Regions from separate parts of the Homo sapiens genome. Here region 1 is linked to region 2. Evidence: chromatin loops called from intact Hi-C (ENCODE). Cell type or tissue: sigmoid colon. All regions are shown on one strand. Each heading gives the region's core, and the rest is flanking DNA. Links, peaks and the distances in the headings are about the cores only.

Region 1 (10,503 bases), core at 776-8,775, 64 kb before region 2:
CAAAGTGTCAGTCAAGTCAGCTGGCTCTGCAGTATCTCAGGTTCCAACTATGCCACCTCTAGTCCAGCTCACAAATACTCACGAGTCCCTCTACCTCGATCCTGTTTTTCCTGTAATACATTAACTTTTGACCTGTTTAGACTTAATTTGGTTTGGTAAATAGGTTGGTGATGTATGGAGACATGAGATTATGGAAAGCTAATACTCCTCCTCACTGTGAAGAGAGTCTTACAATGTTGTAAGTCACAATGAAATAAGAAGTAATACCAACTGCAAACAACTAAGTATCACATACTGAGAGACTGACTTGACATATCTTGGCCATTCATAAACTGAATTGAATTCAGTAGTTCTTGGGTTTGGGATTATAAATAGTGTCTGAAGCAAGATTTTTCCAATATGGGAGAATTTATGTATCTATTTAATGTAAGCCCTTGACCTTTCTTAGACCTTCAGAAGTTTAATTCATTTCTGGACACCTGATTGCCATTGCTAAATGAATTCTGTGCTCATCTATCCCCTTTTCACTGTCTTTGGTAACCAGGATGCAACTCCTAGATTCTAGCCTGTATCTGTATTTTTATATTTTGACTTACTCCCTTTTAAGTCAATATCTTCCTTATATCTGTTTTTATCTACTTTCATTCAGCACATGTGGGCCTCTGGGTTTTAGTCCTAGATATATTTCTTCTCTGGTGGCCTCTTGCTAAAATATAATATTAAAATATGTTTGCCTTTTTTGAGTATGCAACAACTAATGGCAATAGGAAGACCAGAAGGAGGAAGGCATCCTTCCATGAAACAGTCTTTGTAGAGTGTCTACAAACTACATAAACATAGCTAGAGAATGAAGAGTTGGCTGTATAAAGGGGTTGATAAGATTTGGTTGTGTCCCCACCCAAATCTCACCTTGAATTCCCACATGTTGTGTGGGGGACCTAGTGGGAAGTAGTTGAATCATGGGAGCAGGTCTTTCCCATGCTGTTCTTGTGATAGTGAATAAGTCTCACGAGATCTGATGGTTTTAAAAATGGGAATTTTACTGCATAAACTCTCTCTCTCTTTGCTTGCTGCCATCCATGTAAGATTTGACTTGCTCCTCCTTGCCTTCCTCCATGATTGTCAGGCCTCCCCAGCCATGTGGAACTATAAGTCCAATAAATCTCTTCATTTTGTAAATTGCCCAGTCTTGGGTATGTCTTTATCAGCAGTGTGAGAGTGGATTCAGTAAATTGGTATCAGTAGAATGGGGCATTGCTAAAAGATACCTGGATATGTGGAAGCGACTTTGGAACTGGATAACATGTAGAGGTTGGAACAGTTTGGAGGGCTCAGAAGAAGATAGGAAAATGTGGGAAAGTTTGGAACTTCCTAGAGACTTGTTGAATGGCTTTGACAAAAATGCTGATAGTGATATCAACAATAAGGTCCAGGCTGAGGTCGTCTCATGTGGAGATGAGGAGCTTGTTGGAAACTGGAGCAAAGGTGACCCTTGTTATGTTATAGCAAAAGGACTGGTGGCAATTTTGCCCCAGCCCTCGAGATTTGTGGAACTTGGAACTTGAGAGAGGTGATTGAGGGTATCTGGCAGAAGAAATTTCTGAGGAGGAAAGCATTCAAGAGGTGACTTGGGTGCTGTTAAAGGCATTCAGTTTTATAAGGGAAGCAGAGCATAAAAGTTTGGAAAATTTGCAACCTGACAATGTGATAGAAAAGAAAACCCCATTTTCTGAGGATAAATTTAAGCCAGCTGCAGAAATTTGCATAAGTAATGGGGAGCCTAATGTTAATCCTGAAGACAATGGAGAAAAAGTCTCCAGGGCATGTCAGAGGTCTTCATGGCAGCCTCTCTAATCAGATGCCCAGAGGCCTAGGAGAAAAAAGTGGTTTCATGGGCCAGGCCCAGGGTCCCCATGCTGTGTGCAGTCTCGTGACTTGGTGCCTTGCATCCCAGCCACTCCAGCTGTGACTAAAAGGAGCCAAGGCACAGCTCAGGCTGTGGCTTCAGAGGGTGCAAGCCAAAAGCCTTGGCAGCTTCCACATGGTGTTGAGCCTGTGGGTGCACAGATGCCAAGAATTGAGGTTTGGGAACCTCCGCCTAGATTTCAGAGGATGTATGGAAATGCCTGGATGTCCAGGCAGAAGTTTGCTGCAGGGGAGGGGCTCTCATGGAGAACCTCTGCTAGGGCAGTGTGGAAGGGAAATGTGGGGTTGAAGCCACCCCATAGAGTCCCTACTGGGGCACTGCCTAGTGGAGTTGTGAGAAGAGGGCCACTGTCCTCCAGACCCCAGAATGGTAGATCCCCTGACAGCTTGCACCGTGTGCCTGGAAAAGCCACAGTCATTCAATGCCAGCCCGTGAAAGCAGCCGGGAGGGAGGCCATACCCTGCAAAGCCACAGGGATGGAGCTGCCCAAGACCACAGCAACCCACTTCTTGCATTAGCGTGACCTGGATGTGAGACATGAAGTCAAAGGAGTTCATTTTGGAGCTTTAAAATTTGACTGCCCCACTTGATTTCAAACTTAAATGGAGCCTGTAGCCCCTTTGCTTTGGCCAATTTCTCCCATTTGGAACAGCTGTACTTATCCAATGCCTGTACCCCCATTGTATCTAGGAAGTAAGTAACTTGCTTTTGATTTGGACAGAATCATAGGTGGAAGGGACTTGCCTTGTCTCAGATGAGACTTTGGACTGTGGACTTTTGAGTTATTGCTGGAATGAGTTAAGACTTTGGGAGACTGTTGTGAAGACCCGATTGGTTTTGAAACATGAGGACATGAGATTTGGAGGGGCCAGGGGTGGAATGACATGGTTTGACTGTGTCCCCAACCAAATCTCACCTTGAATTCCCATGTGTTGTGGGAGGGACCTAGTGGGAAGTAGTTGAATCATGGCGGCAGGTCTTTCCCATGCTGTTCTCATGATAGTGAATATGTCTCATAAGATCTGATGGTTTTAAACATGGGAGTTTTACTGCACAAGCTCTCTCTCTCCCTTTGCCTGTTGCCATCCACGAAAGATGTAACTTGCTCCTCCTTGCCTTCTGCCATGATTGTGAGGCCTCCCCAGCCATGTAGAACTGTATTCCAATAAACCTCTTTCTTTTGTAAATTGCCCAGTCTTGGGTATGTCTTTATCAGCAGCATGAAAATGGACTAATCTGGGGGTTGAGTAATTCCACCTAATTATTCAGTTTGTTGATTATCTATGACATTGTCATTTCTTCATTTTTTTCTAGTGTCTACATTTTTACCGTTTTAGTAAATGAAAAATTAAAATTTCCTAATATCTGACATGAGATTTAGAATTTTTGAATTTCAGCAATTTGTGCACAATTGTCAATCAAGATTCAATTCTCCTTGAATAAATATTTAAAATGTAGATAATTTCAAAATATTTGAATATTTTGTCATTCCAAACCCAAGGCCTTCAGGGGTATAAGGAGGAAAACATTCATTGTCAATTTTTTTAAGTGAACTAGGTGTCCCATTTATTGATGCTGTTAAGCTAAAATATTTCTTTAAGATGGTTTTCTTCTTGATAATTTGCACAATACATTATCCAACCACTCAACTTTATCCACATATGTGTTATTGTTTCTGGATATTGTTATATGAAATATCTGCTTCAAAGACTGTTTAAAATTCAGTGAAAAAAATAATCTAAAAAATGCATCCTTTGCCATTTAACATTTCACTGAAATAATAGGAATACACAGCATTTCAATAAAAATGAGGATATCATTTACACTTATATTTAATCTTATATCTTAAATCTCTTCTCATATCTTGAATCAGTTCTTTCTTATAGTTAAAGCTATTTGAGTACTGCTGCTTTGTTAGGCAGGATTTTTTCCAGGCTTCCTTTTTCAGTTGCTTTCCAAAGGTGCAAAAATAATCCTGTCACAACAGAGAAGAAGAGCTTATAAAGATGCTTTAAAAACCTTATCACCAGGAAACAGTGCACAGTGTATTGTATAATATAGTGTCTTAAAATACTTCTGCTTACCTCCTCATTGATGCTGCTACAATATTTACATAACACTGCTAACTAATTCTTCATTATGTAGGTTATTTATCGTTTCTCTTGGAGACTGTCTTCCCAACACACTTAATATTATTGAATTGAGTCATTGTTTTTATTTCTACCTACTGTTTAGCTGCAGTGAATCTTTTCTCAGTTCTGGGACTGCATTGGTGGGTCAGGATTCATGTTTACTACTCCTTGGGGTAAGAAATGAAGAGTAGGAGGAGAACTGTGGCAGGACAGAGTCTGGCTAGCCATCAATGCACATTGTTTATGTCTTCAAGATGGGTTATTTCAGAACTAGAAAAAAATAAAAAAAAGGAAAAAATAAAATAAGGGAGCTGCTTTGGTTCAGAGGAATGGATGTCCTGGGAGAAAAAAGTAAAAGTGGAAACTAATATTTCAGAAAATACTTCAGCAGAAAGACATTTTTAGTGCAAGATATCTCACAGGCTAAGGAAAATTATTTGATGCATTAAATATTTTCAAGATTTCTGTGTTGAATACATTTTGAAACCCTAGGCTAGATGTTTTTGTTAACATTTTATGTTAAAGAATTGATTTAAATAAGAAAAAAAAAACCCTATCTTTCTGTATGACTCAGGAGCACTTCACGGCAAACAAACATGTAGCACACTTTACCTAGTTTCAACCTGAAGGTCAATCCAGATGAACAGCGTCTTTGAGTTCCCTCTAACACTTCAACACTGTCAAGCCAGGTTTTCCATTTATCTTCTTGCATGGGTCTACCATTACAGTTCAGACCCTCAGGGTGAGATCACCTAGCTTCCAACAAAGTTGTCAGCCCCACTCCACAAATAAGTCACCTCATCAAACAACAACCAACACTATCGTAGCTCATACCCACACCCTAATCTCCTGGAGCTTAAACATACTGCTTCTCATAATACATCCCTCTTCCAGCAGCTAAGGAAATGAAACCTAGAGGTCACTTACAAGCTATATTTTTCCATATGATTTCTACCAATTGCCCACGAAATCTCAAGGGAAAACAGTTACAGTTATAGAGTTGCTGAACTGCCTTAGATTTGCTAGAAAGAAACAAAAATCCTGGGTAACATTTTTTGGGGTGTGTGTGTTTTCCTCAGCTGAAACAGAAAGCAACTAAAATTTTAGAGGTTCTATAAACCTGTAGATTTTTCTTTATGTACTAAACTTGGCTGTGTATATATAAAGTAGCCATACACCTTTTCTCTCACCAAGTAAAACAATAAAATTAGGAATGATTCTGTCAAATAAATGCAGTAATCCTTCCAAAACTAAACTTACCCGGTTATTTCATGAGTAAATTAGACCTATTAATGTATCTAAATAGCTAAAAACAGTTATGAACTAAGAAAAGCTTTGAATAAATCTTGCTGAAGTATAAAACCCTCTCTTCTTTCTTATAAAAGTAATAAACACATATTTATTGACTAACAAGTAGAAAACTGACGCTAAACTGTGGGCTTTTACAAAGCTGACTCTCCATGACACTATTAGTTGGATTTTATCATCTCCTTATACTGAAGATAAAAACAGCCTTGCAGAGAGCAGATGGCTTCCCAAGGTCATTCCACCCATAAATGAGCTCAGATTCAGTCCTAACTCCAGCCCCAGTGTTATTTCCACTACTTGATGCTATGACTCTCCATTTGAAAATTTAATCATAAAGAATACTACATCATTAATCTACAAACATGTTTTCGTTCTACCCTGTAAAACTTGCTGAGTACAAAATGCTGTCCTCTGTTAAATTGCATAACCTTGGGCAGAGCTAGGGTAGGGTTTGATCTATGAAAAAGATCTGATTAAAAACCTAAATCAAAATATAGAACTAAGAATATGAAAAGCAAAAGTACATTTTCAAGCTCATGGTGAATTGTGTTTTCAGCAAGAATGTTTTTAGATGATTTATAACGGGTATTTTTCAAATTACTTATTACAATAAAAATACTTGATTATTCTTAGTAACTCTACATAAGCATATTTTAAACCATTTGAAAGGATGAACATGATTTAAAACTCTTAATACTAATTTCTGCCTGATGTAGAGGACTTATAACAGATGCCTTAAGTACATTTGATGAACTTCACAAGGATGAAACAACAAGTTCTTTCTTTAATGCTGAATTTTAACTCTCACACAACATTAGTTTAAAAGTATAATAGTGAGATTTTTAAAAATCTAAGTAGGCTTAATGTATTTGTGATTTTATTTTTTGTCCATATCTATGAGTATGTTGTCTCATATAAAATTGTATTACTATAGATAAGAAGTCATTTTTATGATCCTGAAAATAGCAGTATACATAATACTAAGTGTGTTTAGTAGGTGTTATATAAAAATGTTGACTTGGTTCCACAGTTTCTATGTAATACCTTAGTTTAACTTCTGGACCACAGAATGTCATGGCATTAGTGCTGTTTGGCAATAGGAGAACTGAATGGCTACTATTCTGTTAAAAGTGTAATTAATGACAACTAGTATTTCAGAAGTGCAGCTATCTCATGCAGAGCTTTATAGTTTATGCAATTCAAAGAGTAATAGAAATAAATAAAATAAATTTTATTCTTTCTCTTTTTCCCAGTTGGCTTTTGTTGGCATTTTCTCTGTGTTCAGCAACTTGCCATTGTTTACAAGGAAAGATGAAGATAAGATAAAGAGAAGGGGCCAAAAAGGCAAATTACTTATAGATTTAAAAAGAAAACACAGGGCTAGTCATTTCTCTATCAATCACTTTAATCAGCAGGGAGATTATTTAATTATTTCCCCCTCTTATTTTTCTCATTCTCATAACTCAATTATTGGCTACCTGAGCCTATCCAAGTTCAGCCTTCTGAACACATTGGTTTTTCACTTATTTTTAGGTTGGAAATCTTCTTCAGCATTTTTCTATGCAAGCAACTTGGTTCAGATAGAGTCTGTACTCTCCATAATCCCCCAAAATAGCTTTTGTGTGTATTAATTGCTTTATATAGTTTAATATTCTTACCAATACATGAGCTCATTTGATGCTCCAAGTTCAGAAAAATATTTAGAAATTTTATGTAACTTACACAAGTGACATTCTCTTAACCACAGTACTGACTCTAGGACTATCTTCCAATGGGGAAGAGGAACGCTGGTAGAAACATATGTACTGATATATACAGAAAAATAAATAAGAAGACTAAATTCGTGGGAACTGTGGGAGGACAAAAACAAATGTGCAAATGGCTTGGAATTAAGAAACATCTCTAAGGAGAAAAGCTGACTTCCGGGAAAAAAGTTTCTGCAGTAATTTGAAGGCTGTCCTACTCTCATGGATGAATCAATATCCAAATTTTCTGAGCCTTGACTTCCTACCTGTATAATGGAAATAATAGTTGATATATCTAAGTCCTCTCCAGTATGTTTCTCTTAGTCTCCCTGACACTGCTAAACAATATGGAATTCTATATAGTTTGTTAATCTCATTCTATCACACAAATAATGTTTCTACACCATTTGGAACTTCCAAATTCCACTCCATTAGATAATGAGCCAAATCCAGTTCTATTTTATAACTATAATGAAAATCTGCATTATTGAGAAAATTATATAGAAAAAATCACAAATTTAACTTTTAATATAGAAAAACAAATGTGAGGTTATTTCCATAGAGAATATGATTTTTTCTTCTTGCTAAATTAAGAACAATCAGGATAGAGACATTCATTAAACTTTTTATATCGAAATTAATATTTTGATGATAAATATGTCTCTCTCTCTCTCTCTCTGTCTCTCTCTCTCCCCCCTCCTTCCCTCGCTCCCAATTTTTTCACAAGAACACAGAAGCACGGAATTGAACTGATCATAATTTACGTTTCAGGGTACAGTGGTGCCTACCTATAATCCCAGCTACTTGGGAGGCTGAAGTAGATCACCTGAACACAAGAGTTCCAGGTGGCAGTAAGCTACAATCCACAACACTGTACTCCGGCCTAGAGGAGTATAATTTACCAAAAGTTCCAGTTGTTATGCTAAAATTATCTGTGTGCTTGTGCTGAGGTCACCGTTCCCAAGGGCTGCTCCCAATCAATGGCTGAGCCTGGCATGGATACTGAGGTAAGCCTGTTCCTTGGAGATGTGGGACTCCTCTGACAAGTGACTTTGGCTCAAGGCCTTTCTGATGGCCTTGCTAAAACTTCCTTCTAATCCTGCCTGGGCAGGCGTAGATCTCCAATCAGGTCTAAGGTAAAACCAACTCAATTTGCCACTGAGGGCAGGCATGTGAATCACTGGCTTACACATCTTGTTTGGCTATGAAGAAAATCAGGGTTGGAGCTTTGATTCTAGGTTTCAGAGTTTGATGTAATTCTTAGTTTTGCTCAATGGGAAATGAAAATCATAATATAAAGTGTAACTTTCTTAGAATTGAAGGGCATCAATAGATCCAAAGGGGAAAGACAAAACTAGGAAATTGATGGAGATTTCAAAATGTTTGAAGTAATGTTAATCTAAAAGTAGTTCATGTTTCTCCAAAGAACAACAGTTTGTAGGCACAACAGAACAGAAACAACGTAGAAATTGTTAAGTACTTCTTCCAAGAAAACACAGGGACCTGGGCACAGTAGCTCACACCTGCAACCCCAACACTTTGGTAGGTCAAGGCAGAAGGATTGCTTGAGCCCAGGAATTCAAGACCAGCCTGGGAAACATAATGAGACCCTGTCTCTACAAGGAAAAAGAAAAGCTAGGTGTGGTAGCATGTGCCTGTAGTCCCAGCTACTTGGGAGGCTGAGGCAGGAGGATCACTTGAGCCTAGGAGGTAGAGGCTGCAGTGAGCTATGGTTGTACCACTGCACTCCAGCTGGGGTGACAGAATAAGACACTGTCTCTAAAGAAAATAAATTAAAATTTAAAACAAGAAAACACAGGAATGTCCAAACACAAACACATACCATTGAATTCAAGAAAAAAAAGCCTTCCTTTCTTTGTTTAGGAAATCTCCTTAAGGTTCCCCTCTATTTCCCTCCTGCTCTGAGCTTAGAGGAGGATAGCTCCTTCTAGCTCTGGTTGCTCTTTTGGTGTAGGTTCATGGTGGCCCACCACCTGGACTGTAGAGGTATTTATCTTCTTATTTTTTTAATCAACTTTAAAGAGTTTGATTTTTCCCTACTTATACCTTTAGGAGAGACTAAAAGATGTTTCATTTTCTCGTGCACAGTTATCCCTAATAGGCCTGAACTGCCAGCTCTCCAGACGTATATGGATAGTCCTGAATGCAGTTTAGGTTCTCAGGCTGGGAGCCAGAAAATACAATGAAAGAAATATTCAAAGAACTGCTTAGCAGTCATTTGAAGATGCTACAATGGAACTTAGGAAAACTATGTTTATGGGTAAAGATTTATTAAGAATCATCTGCATTAAAATAATAATTGCAGAATCAAAAGAGACACATTTAATGAGGAAGGTAGTGTAGGGAGATTTATCAAAGAATCAAGATTGAGTCTTAGAAAATGCCTTTGTGGACTGGGTTTGAAAATCTAACATGGGCCTTCATAAAGCTCAGCTCTTAATTCTTTCCACAGGTCTCTGGAGCTCGTTCTCCATTATCTTCTCGCTTTGCAGCAGCTCTCACAGACTTAGCCTTCTCCACTCTCATTCCATTTTTGGGGTTCTGTTCTCAATTTTCTTTTTTTTTTTTAGGAAATAGGATCTTGCTCTATTTCCCAGCCTGGAGTGCAGCAGCATGATAATAGCTCACTGCAACCTCTAACTCCTGTGCTCAAGCAATTCTTCCACATCTACCTCCCCAGTAGAAGGGACTATAGGAATGTACCTCCATGCCTGGCTTCTATTCTCATTTTCCTTACTTCTTTTGAAAATAAGTATATGGGCTCTTTATATTTTCTTTTCAGGCTTGTACTGGTGGCCACTATGGTAAATCACATAAATACACACAACTATACACTTGCACGAATGCATACAATGGACATCAAAATAAAAAGAACAAGAAACTCTAGCCATTAAATGCAGTTTTAAAAAAATCTCTAATTCAACAGATGGGATAAGTGGATGCCTTACTACCTTCATTTAGCCCTAGGCTTTCATTTTTCCTGGAGATAAGAGCCCATCACATCTTCTTGGCCTTCTTCATTTTCTTAACTTCTCTATAGCAGATGCTATTTGAGAAGTCCTCTTATCAGCCAGCATAGTATTTTTCGAACTCTCTGTACATGACCCACATTAAGAAACACATTATATATCATTTCTCAGTAAACACATAGCTGAATGTGGGTGTATGAGTTTGAAATAATTCCTGTTTTTGCTGCAGCAAATGATATTATTTTCTATTCTACTTCTTCATTTTGTTTTTGCTTTTGGTCAGTACAATATGTTGTATCTCATAAACAAAAAAATTCATTTCTCATAGTACTGGAGGCTGAGAAGTCCAAGATCAATGGCCTGCAGGCTCTGTGGCTAGTGAGGGTCTGCTTTCTGGTTTA
Region 2 (10,503 bases), core at 1,549-9,548:
ATGTGAAAAGATACATTTAAAAAATTATATTCTACCAATTCCTATGTCTATTTTTGATCTCTGGCCTTACTTAGCTCTAGCTAAGAACATCACAAACGGTGATGTGACAATGTACTAATTTATTACACCACAATGATGGCATAAGAGTGAACTATGATAAATATTTCTATTATTTACACATAGAGGAATTGCAACGTCAAGTAATCTTATGAATCCACAAAATCTTACGGTTAAAATGGAAAGGTCCACAACAAAAAGTCATAGCTCTTGAGTATTATTAGGGTGACCATATAATAATCTAAGTTAGGACAATTTTGAGGGTATTAACAATTGTTCTGGGACATCTGGCCTAAGCTAGGATCATTTGGGGGCAATTGGACTTGGAGTCACCCTAGGCTTTATCAGAATACAGTATATACGGTATACAGTCCAAGTGATTTAAAACTTGGTTGACAAAACATATAAATACTAGTCAGTTATTGCTTTGTTAGTCTACTTTTGTAGTTCTTTTTTAAGATCGTTTTTCTTCTCCTTTTATATCTTAACATCTTTATCTTTCATTGTTTTACTCCAGAAATTTTTCACATCCGAATGTTTTAAAAGATGCAACTATCACATTTTGAACTGTGGTTCCAAGAAAATGTATTTTCAACTGTAGATTTTAATAAGTATTATTGTTTTTAAAATGCAAAAATACAGAGAGTAAGTATGTTGAATATATTCTTTACATTAATCTTGTTTTCCTTTGTATTTATTTTTCATTGTGCCTAACGGTACATCATCAAAATGTGTACTGCTAACTCATTTAAAAATACCTGGTAAGGTACATATTATGTACATTGATTTTGATAATATTCTTTGTCAGATTCTACAAATGGTAGAAAATATACTATTTTTTTTCAAGAAAAAGGAACTTACAGAGCATCTATCAAGTCTCCTATTATATGGATGGGAAAATTAAAATTCAGAGAAGTTAAGCTACTGTAAGTCACAAAGTTAGTGCGTGGAAGAGTCATAACCAGATCATCAATTCAAGGTTCCTTTTTTAACTATTTTGAAATAATTTTAGACTTAAAGAGGAGTTGCAAATATAGTAGAAGTTCTCCTGTACCCTTCACCCAGCTTCCCCTAATGTTTACATAACCATTATACAATTATTATGAAGTTCTTTTTTATTGCACTGTGTAGTCTTAGTTCAGATTTATTGCCTTTAAGTCAAGTGTGTAAAGTACGAAATGATACATTTCATAATATTTAGAAAAAGTGCTAGAAAAATTAATGATCCATTAGAAACCAAGGAAGCATATTCAGTGCCAAAGAATTTAGTATTCTTTCTAATCCTAACATATCTATTAGGATGACATATTTACAATTGGAATATTAAGATTTGGGGACTTTGAAATAGTATAGAACACATTTATCTCTCTATATAAATTAGTGTGAGCTTTCATACTTTTATAAACATATCCACCAATAGTGAATTTATTATTAAGTAGAGAAACATGAAAACTGTTTAATTTTTGACAAGGTAAAGTACAATAAATAATTTTTCTATTAGTGAAATCTTAGAAAAGTATTTCTAATCAATACGTCTATTTATAGAACTTGTTATAAAAGAATTGGGATAGGTCATGTATCTTTTGGTATATATTTGCTCCTATTTTCTTTGTGCTACATTGAACAGCAACAACAAAACAATAACAACAACAAAATCAGAATACATACATTGATTCTTCATGACTTATACCTTAAAAAATTAAAAATTTGTTTGTGAAGAGCCCAGAGAAAACAAATTATTCAGGCTTTTTACACTCAGTGCTTGGTTACAGTATTTGAATTATAGAAATTATAAAGCCTTCTTTTTTCAGTACTTCAAGCTTTCCAAATTATTTCATTATCCTTACTATTTAATTCCCAACAATACCTTCTATTAACAGTCTTCTCATTTTCTTTTCCCCTAAATTTAGGTTGATACTTGTAACGAACTGGTAGAGCCTCACTCATATGTCTGTGCTCTATCATTTTAGGGCCCACTGGCCTGATTTTCCGTCACCGTGGGGATGTTCTGACACCAGGAGGTATTAATGCCCCACTGTTTCCAGCCTGTGTAAGGGCAGCGCAGACTCCAGTGACCAGAGAAAGTGCTCAGAAAAAGATGCAGTGCTGGCAGTTGAAGACTGGCCAGCATGAATTGAGTTAATGCCACTAGGAATAGATCTTGACCAATGGCTGAAGGGAGCTAGTACATATATACCTCAGCTTTCTCACACTTCCAGTGGGATAGTTCTAGGGCTAGTGTTTTAAACTGGCTCCAAGAAAATCACAGTGAGATTAAAAACAATGACAACTTGCTTGGCAATTTACACTTTTTTTTTTTTTTTTTTTGCTTTCCTTCCCTTCCCTGCCTCACTTCCCATGTCCTACTGTGCTTCCTGAAATTATTTCCAAAATACATTGCTTGCACTTGAATCTTTAAATCAGGGTCTGCTTCTGGTGAGACACAAATTCAGAAAATGTTTTCCCAAAGCGTTCAAGAGACATTCAAGTAGTGGGAGTATTTATGTTTTGTATTATGTTTTGAGTAACAGGATCGATTGTAGGAAAAGCAAGAGAATGGAGACAAAGTGAGTTTAGGGATATCTGTGGATATCAACTATCTGTCCTTTGTCTTGAAAGCCAATCATTGTTACTGAAAATAGAAAATCTTATGTCTATATTACTTAGCCTGAAACAGGAAGAAAACTCTCTCAATAAAAGACAATAAAGAACAGGGATTTTTTTATTCATATTAATATCATTTTCTATCATAGTTGCTTATAACTAACACAAGTTCTATGGTGTCTTAAGGTGTTATAAATATTATTAAATTAGTAGAGCTGAATTGCTTTGTTAATTAAAAAATAAAATTGTATTTCTTTTTGGAGAAAAGGTCAAACGCTTCTATTATATTTTTAAAAAGTATATTCTAACAGTTTATTTGTAGCATAAAAGGTATATCATACCAAATATTAATAAACTGAGATCTACTGTACATTTTTAGTTATTCAGCTTTATTAGCTGATACAAAATGCAGAAAACGAAGGGTAAAATGTTTGTGATGTCCATTTAATCAGAATTATAGGGATATGCAATAAGAATGATGTAGAAGTATAATTTTTTTTAAAAAAACAACAAAATATACTAAAAAATGGAAGCTTAATTAGAATGTATTCTCTGATAATCTTCATTGTCCAGATTATTAATAGTTCGTAGCTGACTGATACTTTGATGTCTGACTAGGTCTTGGGATAGTCTCTGTGATTCCTGGCATATCATACCTAAGTTACCATTCAGCATCCCATCCACATTAAAAATTATATCTACCATTTCTGGGCCCCATGGAGTGATAGGTATAATAGTATTTAAATATTAAGTCTGAAGAAAGAAATCAGAGAAGGGTCAAATAAATACTATAAGAATACAGTGTGACTTTTATTTAATAGCATGTATCTGTAAAGCAATTTAACTTACAAGCTCTTTTTCAACTTAACTGATGCATGGCAATGCCAAATATTTTCTAAACTATGTTAGATATATTTTATTTTTAGAAATTTGTTAAACTAAGGTTTTCCAATTCTAACCTCAGTCTTTCTCCAATTCAAAATTACATTCTACTGAATACTTTGCTCGAGCTTTAGTGTAATATGTTTGAGTTATCTGTCCTTCAAATATCTTTGTCCACTGTTGTTTACTGTTTTAAAACAATCTAGTGCCAAATACCAGCCCTTTTGTAATTTTTCATTTAAAAACGTCCTTACATAATTTTGTACACTGAACACTTTGTACAACGTCTGGCATCAGCCTTTTACTATCTTGAATACCACATACTTATTCCAAACCTTTTTTCCTCATCACAGCTCCATTTGTACCCAATTGTATGTTTAATTCCTCTTTATTTTGGTCATGAAGGCTATATAGTGGTTTCCCATAACATTACACATCGGATCAAAATTTTGGACTTTGGTTAATAGACCTTTTCCAATATGCACTAACTTACCTGCTTTCCTTTTCTTTCAGCTCTCAGCATACCTTCTTCACTGATTGAGGCAAACGTGTTTTCCGTAGTCCAGATGAACTTTTAGTCCGAAACTAAACGTTATTCTCTTCCTCATTCAGTGGACTGATATCTCTCATTGCTTAAAAAGCACCAGAAATCCCAATGCCTCCTAGATGATTCTTCCAACAAGAACGCTATGAGGAGCGTTAGCATTCCTTGCTATTGCCTATTTAATCTATCAGGAATTAAATTTTATTCTATTCACTTTGGTTATTGCCTAGATATGCATATATTCTTGGTTAGAATATCATAATTACAGTGAAGTTCCTTCTTATGCTTAGTATGAAAGCCATCTTTTTGGCTGAATTGTTGTAGTGGAAAGTATAGGGAAGGAATAACTTCATTCTACAAATCTAGTGAATATGTTTATACCTTTGTACAGCTTAGAATACATTGCCACAGTCTCTCTCGTTTGACTCCCAATAATGGTGGAAATTGGTTGGAGTCTCAGTCTCTGTTTTGAGTGGGAGGGAATCCGGAGCTCTAATGTATTACAATACTTAAGACAGCAGCCTTTGCAGTCACGAAGACCTGAGTTTGAAATTACTACAATGTTTATAACTGCGTAACTTTGGGTAAATTTCTAATATCTTTAAACCTAAACTACCTCATAAAATGGGGACAGTAATAACTACACGACATACTGCATGTAATTGACACAGCATGCAAAGTGGATTGTTTGCCACGTGGTAAGTAAGCCCTTAATAAATGGCAAGACGTTAAGGGATTTGCCCAAGATACACTTGTAAAACAGCCTACAAGGACCAGAAACCAAGGAAGATTTCAGACTCCGAATCCCATGCTTTTCTACTACCCTGCTTCCTAGAACACTGAGTTAATTAAACTACTAATTTGATGAACGACCTTGAGCAAAATACTTCACTGAGTCAGTTTACTCATCTGTAAAATGAGGGACTTGATTTAGATAATGCCTAACGTCCTTTCAGAGTCTATTCCAGCTACATTAGATGTTTTATCCGGTGTTGCAGGGTTGACGTTCAGGTCCGTGATATGTCCAAGATCTGTATAATCATAAGCCGTGCACATGGCAATGAATTTTATTCCGACACTCGTATTTCGTTCAATATTTAGTTCTGTGTGCACACTCAGCTGTTGCCTGTCTTTAGTCTGCCTACCAGCGCCTTGTGAAGGGAAGACCCACACCTAGCTTTATTTATTTATATCCTGGCTTGTTCCCGAAAGGATTTAAGGCGGCGAGTGACACTCTAAGTCCCCTAACGGTGTCACACAGTGCGATTAAGAAATCCTCTTTGGATGAAATCATACCGTAGAAAATCGCCGATGAGTGAGATGCTAACTAATTAATGTCTTTTACCCAACTCTTAAAAATAAAAACTAATGCACCTAGCAAGAAGTCCTGGAAGCATACAGTGCTGGCTCTCCCTCCAGCTCTGACGCTGTCCCACCCGTTGTCAACGGTCACTCGAATGCCCTTCTTAGACTAGCCAAAATTGTCGCCGCTCCAGTACCAGCTGGACCAAGATCCCACCCCACCCCTTCGCTGCCCCTCATCACCCAAGTTTCCTGATTGGGAAGGGGCCCGAAGAACCTTTCTCACATTTCTATTTTATTGGCTGGCACGGCTGTCAGTAATCTCTCCTTCCCGCCTTCTAGCCTAGCGCGTTTCGTGGACCCCTTGGTTTCTGCGACAAGCCGCTTACGTTTGCCTGAGCCGTGTTGCCGGGGACCAGCGACCTTTCACCCCTCCCTTCCCACAGGAGCGCCCCGGCCCCCGCCCCCGCCCCAACCGCCGGCGCGCGTCCTCACCGCGCACGCGCTCCCCTCGCGCGCGCACACGCTCGCGCACACACGCTCCCTCGCCCCCGCCCGCGGAGTTCCCCCTCACCCCTCAGCCGCCCCGCCGGCTGAAGCATCGGCGCTGGGAGGCGGCGGCGCTGCTGAGAGGCAGGGACCCGAGCGCGAAGTGTGTGGGAGTCTACGAACTCAACCCCTCTCTACCCTCCCCTCACAGCCACCCCCCTCCCTCCCCGCCAGCCCCCCCCAACAAGCGGGAGAAATAATGAGCGAGACCGGGCGGCAGCAGCAGCAGCGCCGAGCAGCCCAGGCAACGGCAGAACCGCTCCGGCAGCGGCGGCGGCGGCAGCACCAGCAGCGGGAGCGAGCGCAACGCTAGCGCGGCGCGGGGACCGCCGCGCTCCTTCCCGGCTCCTGCCCTCCTCTGCCGCTCGCTCCTCTCTCGGCATCCACCTCCTTCCCCTCCTCCTGCTCATTCACTCTTTCCCTCACTCTCCCCTCCTCCTCGGCTTCTCCCCGCGCCCCGCCAGCCCTCGCGCTCTCCCACTCCCTCTGCCTGTCCTCCCCGGTCCCCTCCTCCCGCTCATTCACTCGCCCCTCTCCCTTCTCCACTCTCTCCCCCTGTCTCCTTTCTTCTTCTTCTTTCACCCTCCGTCTCTCACACCCCCTCCATTCCCCTGTCTCCTTTCTGACACTGCACTGCAGCTGCTCCTCAGCCCTGCCCCCTCCCCAGTGAGAACAAACCAGCAACATTGCTTTTTTTCCTAAAGAGATTTATATTGATCCGATTAAAAAAAAAAAACCTTAAGAAACCCCAAACGCAAAAAAAAAAAAAAAAAAAAAAGAAAAAAGAAAAGAAAAAGCCAAAACAAAAGGGAGAACCTTCTCCCGGTAGCAGCGGCAGGAACTGCAAACATGATGGCGGCAGCTCCCATCCAGCAGAACGGGACCCACACTGGGGTTCCCATAGACCTGGACCCGCCGGACTCGCGGAAAAGGCCGCTGGAAGCCCCCCCTGAAGCCGGCAGCACCAAGAGGACCAATACGGGCGGTGGGTATCGCTTCCACCTCCCCGCTGGCCCCATCCCCCGCCGCCCGCCCCTGCCTCCCTCCCTCGCCGTCCTCCCTCCCTCCTTCCCTCCCTCCCTCCCGCGGCCCGGACACCTCCAGCCCGAACCCGGCGGCCCCTGCGCCCCTGCCCCGCGCCCCCTCCCCTGCACCTGCCCCGCGCCTAGGTGTCCCCGACACATTTCCATTTCTGTGTTTATCATTCATCAAAATGGCGACCAGTTTTTCGGAATAGACCTATCTTTCCATTTAATCGGTCCAGAGGTTGACCATGTAAATATCCTAGACCTGGGCAAGAAGGTCCATTCAGGAGGAGGAGGAGGATGACCCCGGAGTGAGGTGATGGCCGCCCGAAGATGCGCGCTGCGTTTAACAGTCTGATAAAATAAATAAATAAATGGCACTTGGGTAGCGGATTGCGAATGACTGGGGCGCCGGAGAGTTTTTCCTCTCTCCATCCTCTTGCTTTGGGCCACAAGTAGTATGCAAAATCTTGATGAGTGCATGCCCTTACCGCACTTAGATTGTCGGTGCAAATATTTCATTGATTTGTCTTCAGGGGGGTGCATACGAGGGTGGGGGTGTCTGGAACGGTGACTTGTTAGTTAACATCCTGCGCTTCCTTGGAAGATGAGTTTTAACGGGACCGATATCGCTTCTTCATTTGCACTGGAATCATCTTAACAATGCACCCAATGCATCGAAGCAGAGGTGAATTTATCTCCAGCATATGCATTGTAGACGGATGGGGGTCTTTTGAGTGGCACACCACAACATTTGGAACATTCATTCACATTAAGAAAGCTGGATTTACCGGGGTGTCTCCTGTATAAGATGTGATCAAGTTGACGGAAATTAAAGTTTGTGGAGTTGGCTTAATTTTCTAAAACGTTTCATTTTATTTTTCCTGGTTCTTCCACCCCCTTTCCGTTTTAAAAGTTGTGATTATTTTGGGAAAGGAACATTACCTGTTTTGTCACTTTTAAGCCTATTTAATATAAATGACTCCTAAGCTTTTTAGTATTGGCAGAATTCTTCTTAAGGTCCTTTAATTAATGAGCTTAAACGAGATCACGGTAGACTAAGAAGTGCTAAAGAAATGCACTAGGATTAGTTAGATTTGCCAGTCCACCACACTGAGTTATTTCCTGGCAGTTATTGAAGACTTGGAATACACCCCACAGTTTGGGTGGATTATTTGGTAGGAGAATGGTTGTTTTGCGGACTTTAAGTAGGATATAGGCAATGGCTAATTGTAGTCCTTATGTGTCTGCTAATGACAAATAAATATAGCTCATCACTATTTACAGTCCTGGGCTTTTCTTCTTTTTTAATATGTTAAGTGAAGGTTTGTCATCTTATAAACCTCTGAAGTTTTGTTAAAGGGTCAGTTCATTTCATTTTGCCACAGATAGAATTGGAAGATTTCCATGTTTGGAATAACAACTGGAATTTAGTCATCAGTTTTTACAGTGCTGCAAAATAATAGAATATGTTTATATTTTAATTCCAAGCTTGAAAGTATAAATCCTATAAAATGGGAAACATTTTGTACCTGTTTGTTTTTCAATGTAATTGGCTTATTTTCATTCTCAAAAAATGTTTAACTTCATATTTCCTGCAGTTATATACCCAGTGCTTTAGTTGCTGTTTTTCTCTCTTGAGGGTGGAGAGGGGATACAAAGTTTGAAATACTGTGTTAACCGAGTATATTTCTTTGCATTTTTCAGAAGACGGCCAGTATTTTCTAAAGGTTCTCATACCTAGTTATGCTGCTGGATCTATAATTGGGAAGGGAGGACAGACAATTGTTCAGTTGCAAAAAGAAACTGGAGCCACCATCAAGCTGTCTAAGTCCAAAGATTTTTACCCAGGTAGGTGCAATGGTGAAGAGATTGTTTGATGAGCTCCCCACAGGAAAGAAAGATCTACTTGTGTTGTGTGCTGTCTTGAAAGAATTTTTAAACAATACTGGAGACTTTATTTAGATATTGCTTTATAGGAATATATTGTGGAAAAATTTTCAGATTATTTCTATTGTTGATTATGCCTTTTTCCTATAATTGTTGTACCGTGTATGTGAATTAGACCAGTTGCAAGATGATTCGGGTATTTCTGAATAATTCTTATTAGCAAAAAAACTCAAAAATTTAAAGATAGAAACCTGGACAGCTGGCATCAGGAAATAGGGTTCTTCTGAAGTTTTCAGACATCATTGTAATGACAATTAGCTTAGAGTGAATTCAGAAGAGGGGGGTAGGGAGGCTTCTTAAAGAATGGACCATTTACTTCTGAATCCATTATGTACCTCTTTCTGCTTCATTGCTTTGTTTGTTGGCCTTGGAGTGAAGTAAAGAGGACAAGTGTTGCCTCTTCAGATTTTTTAAATATTGCAGTTTTAATGCAATTGATATAAGGAAATTTATACTGTTATGCAAGAAGTAAAATAATGCTTCAGAATTCATGTTAACTTAAGAGCTAAATTTGATTAAATATGTTGACAGTGTAGTACAGTAACCTACTGGAATATGGGAAGTTTCCTTGGTGGTATAAATTTTTTGTTTTTCACTTTCAAGTATGCCTTTTTAAGTGTTAAATAGTTCTGCATGTCCATCTTTTTCTATTTTTTTCTTACATTTTGCTAATCACTATATGTATTTTAGGTTTAAGGGAAAAGTCTCTGTAATTGAGTAGTACATTTCCTAGATAAAACATTATCAGCTGATTTGCTTTTATTTAAATCTAGCTTTCTGTGATTTTTTTAAAGGTTATTTTATCTTTATGGCTGTCAAAAACGTTAATTCAGTGCTGAGGGAACCAATACTGCTTTAATTTTTTTCTTCCTGGTGGAAAAGAAAAGCTGATTTGCTTTCAGTGATCTAATTCAGTAAGAGTTCTTTAATACAGCAAAGACATCTGGCATGAATGTAAGCAGAACATTTGGAGGACTTCTTTTTCATAGCCAATCACTTGGTATTAGAAATGGACCATTATACTGGATAAGAAGGTTTTAGAATGGTTGAAACTATCATTTAGTTTTACAAATTAAATGTAGTATTTTTTGTAAACATTAAACTTATTAAACTAAAAAGTAATATATTAGACACGATGTTCCTCTAAAGTTTGTTTCCTATGAGTGTAGTTTTGCAGATGGCTTTCCTTGTCTCTGAAACTTTCCTTATGCATTAAGAAAGTTTGCTAACATATTCACATTCATATGTTTAAAAGGTATATTATGATAAAAAAAATCAATGTGGAATTGTGAAAACCCTTAGTACAAATAAAAGCACTCAAAAGAGCTTGATTGCAGAATTAATAACGTGATAGTTCTAGGAAAAGAGCTGCAATGGTAAATTAAATTCACTGTCAATAGATGAAAATGAAATAGCTTTTTTGCATTATACATGAGGTGGTATCAGATGTGCAGGGATGTTACAGAAAATTGGTGTTTATCAAGGATATTCCAAATAGTAAATTAAATGCCTTTTCATTTGAATATAGTTTATTTTCAGTGGGTTGGAAAGGGTGCACTGAGAATTAGATCTTTTGTTTTTAGTCCACTT

The links. Peaks named below come from ENCODE experiments on the same cell type or tissue, not always from the same donor. Only the 100,000 strongest peaks of a DNase experiment are listed, where the experiment ranks them.
Region 1: a loop joins it to region 2, with 2.9 times the contacts of the local background. A loop is called at or near these places in 1 of 110 quality-filtered maps.

The regions. Positions count from the first base shown.
Region 1 is chr14:26,657,439-26,667,941 of GRCh38, reverse strand. The region is part of intron 2 of NOVA1-DT (NOVA1 divergent transcript); the gene reads right to left. Among named protein-coding and RNA genes, the nearest start is that of NOVA1-DT, 64 kb to the right of the region's middle. In sigmoid colon, for the core only: no CTCF peak of the experiment used is centred there; no DNase peak of the experiment used is centred there.
Region 2 is chr14:26,593,721-26,604,223 of GRCh38, reverse strand. NOVA1 (NOVA alternative splicing regulator 1) reads left to right here and starts at 6,191. Exons shown (of 5, transcript NM_002515.3): 1 at 6,191-6,923; 2 at 8,671-8,814. The coding sequence starts at 6,788. It overlaps NOVA1-DT (NOVA1 divergent transcript), which reads right to left and starts at 5,577. Exons shown (of 7, transcript NR_147061.1): 1 at 4,037-5,577. In sigmoid colon, for the core only: no CTCF peak of the experiment used is centred there; DNase peaks (open chromatin) are centred at 5,773, 6,913 and 7,333; H3K4me3 peaks cover 4,149 bases; H3K27ac peaks cover 1,238 bases.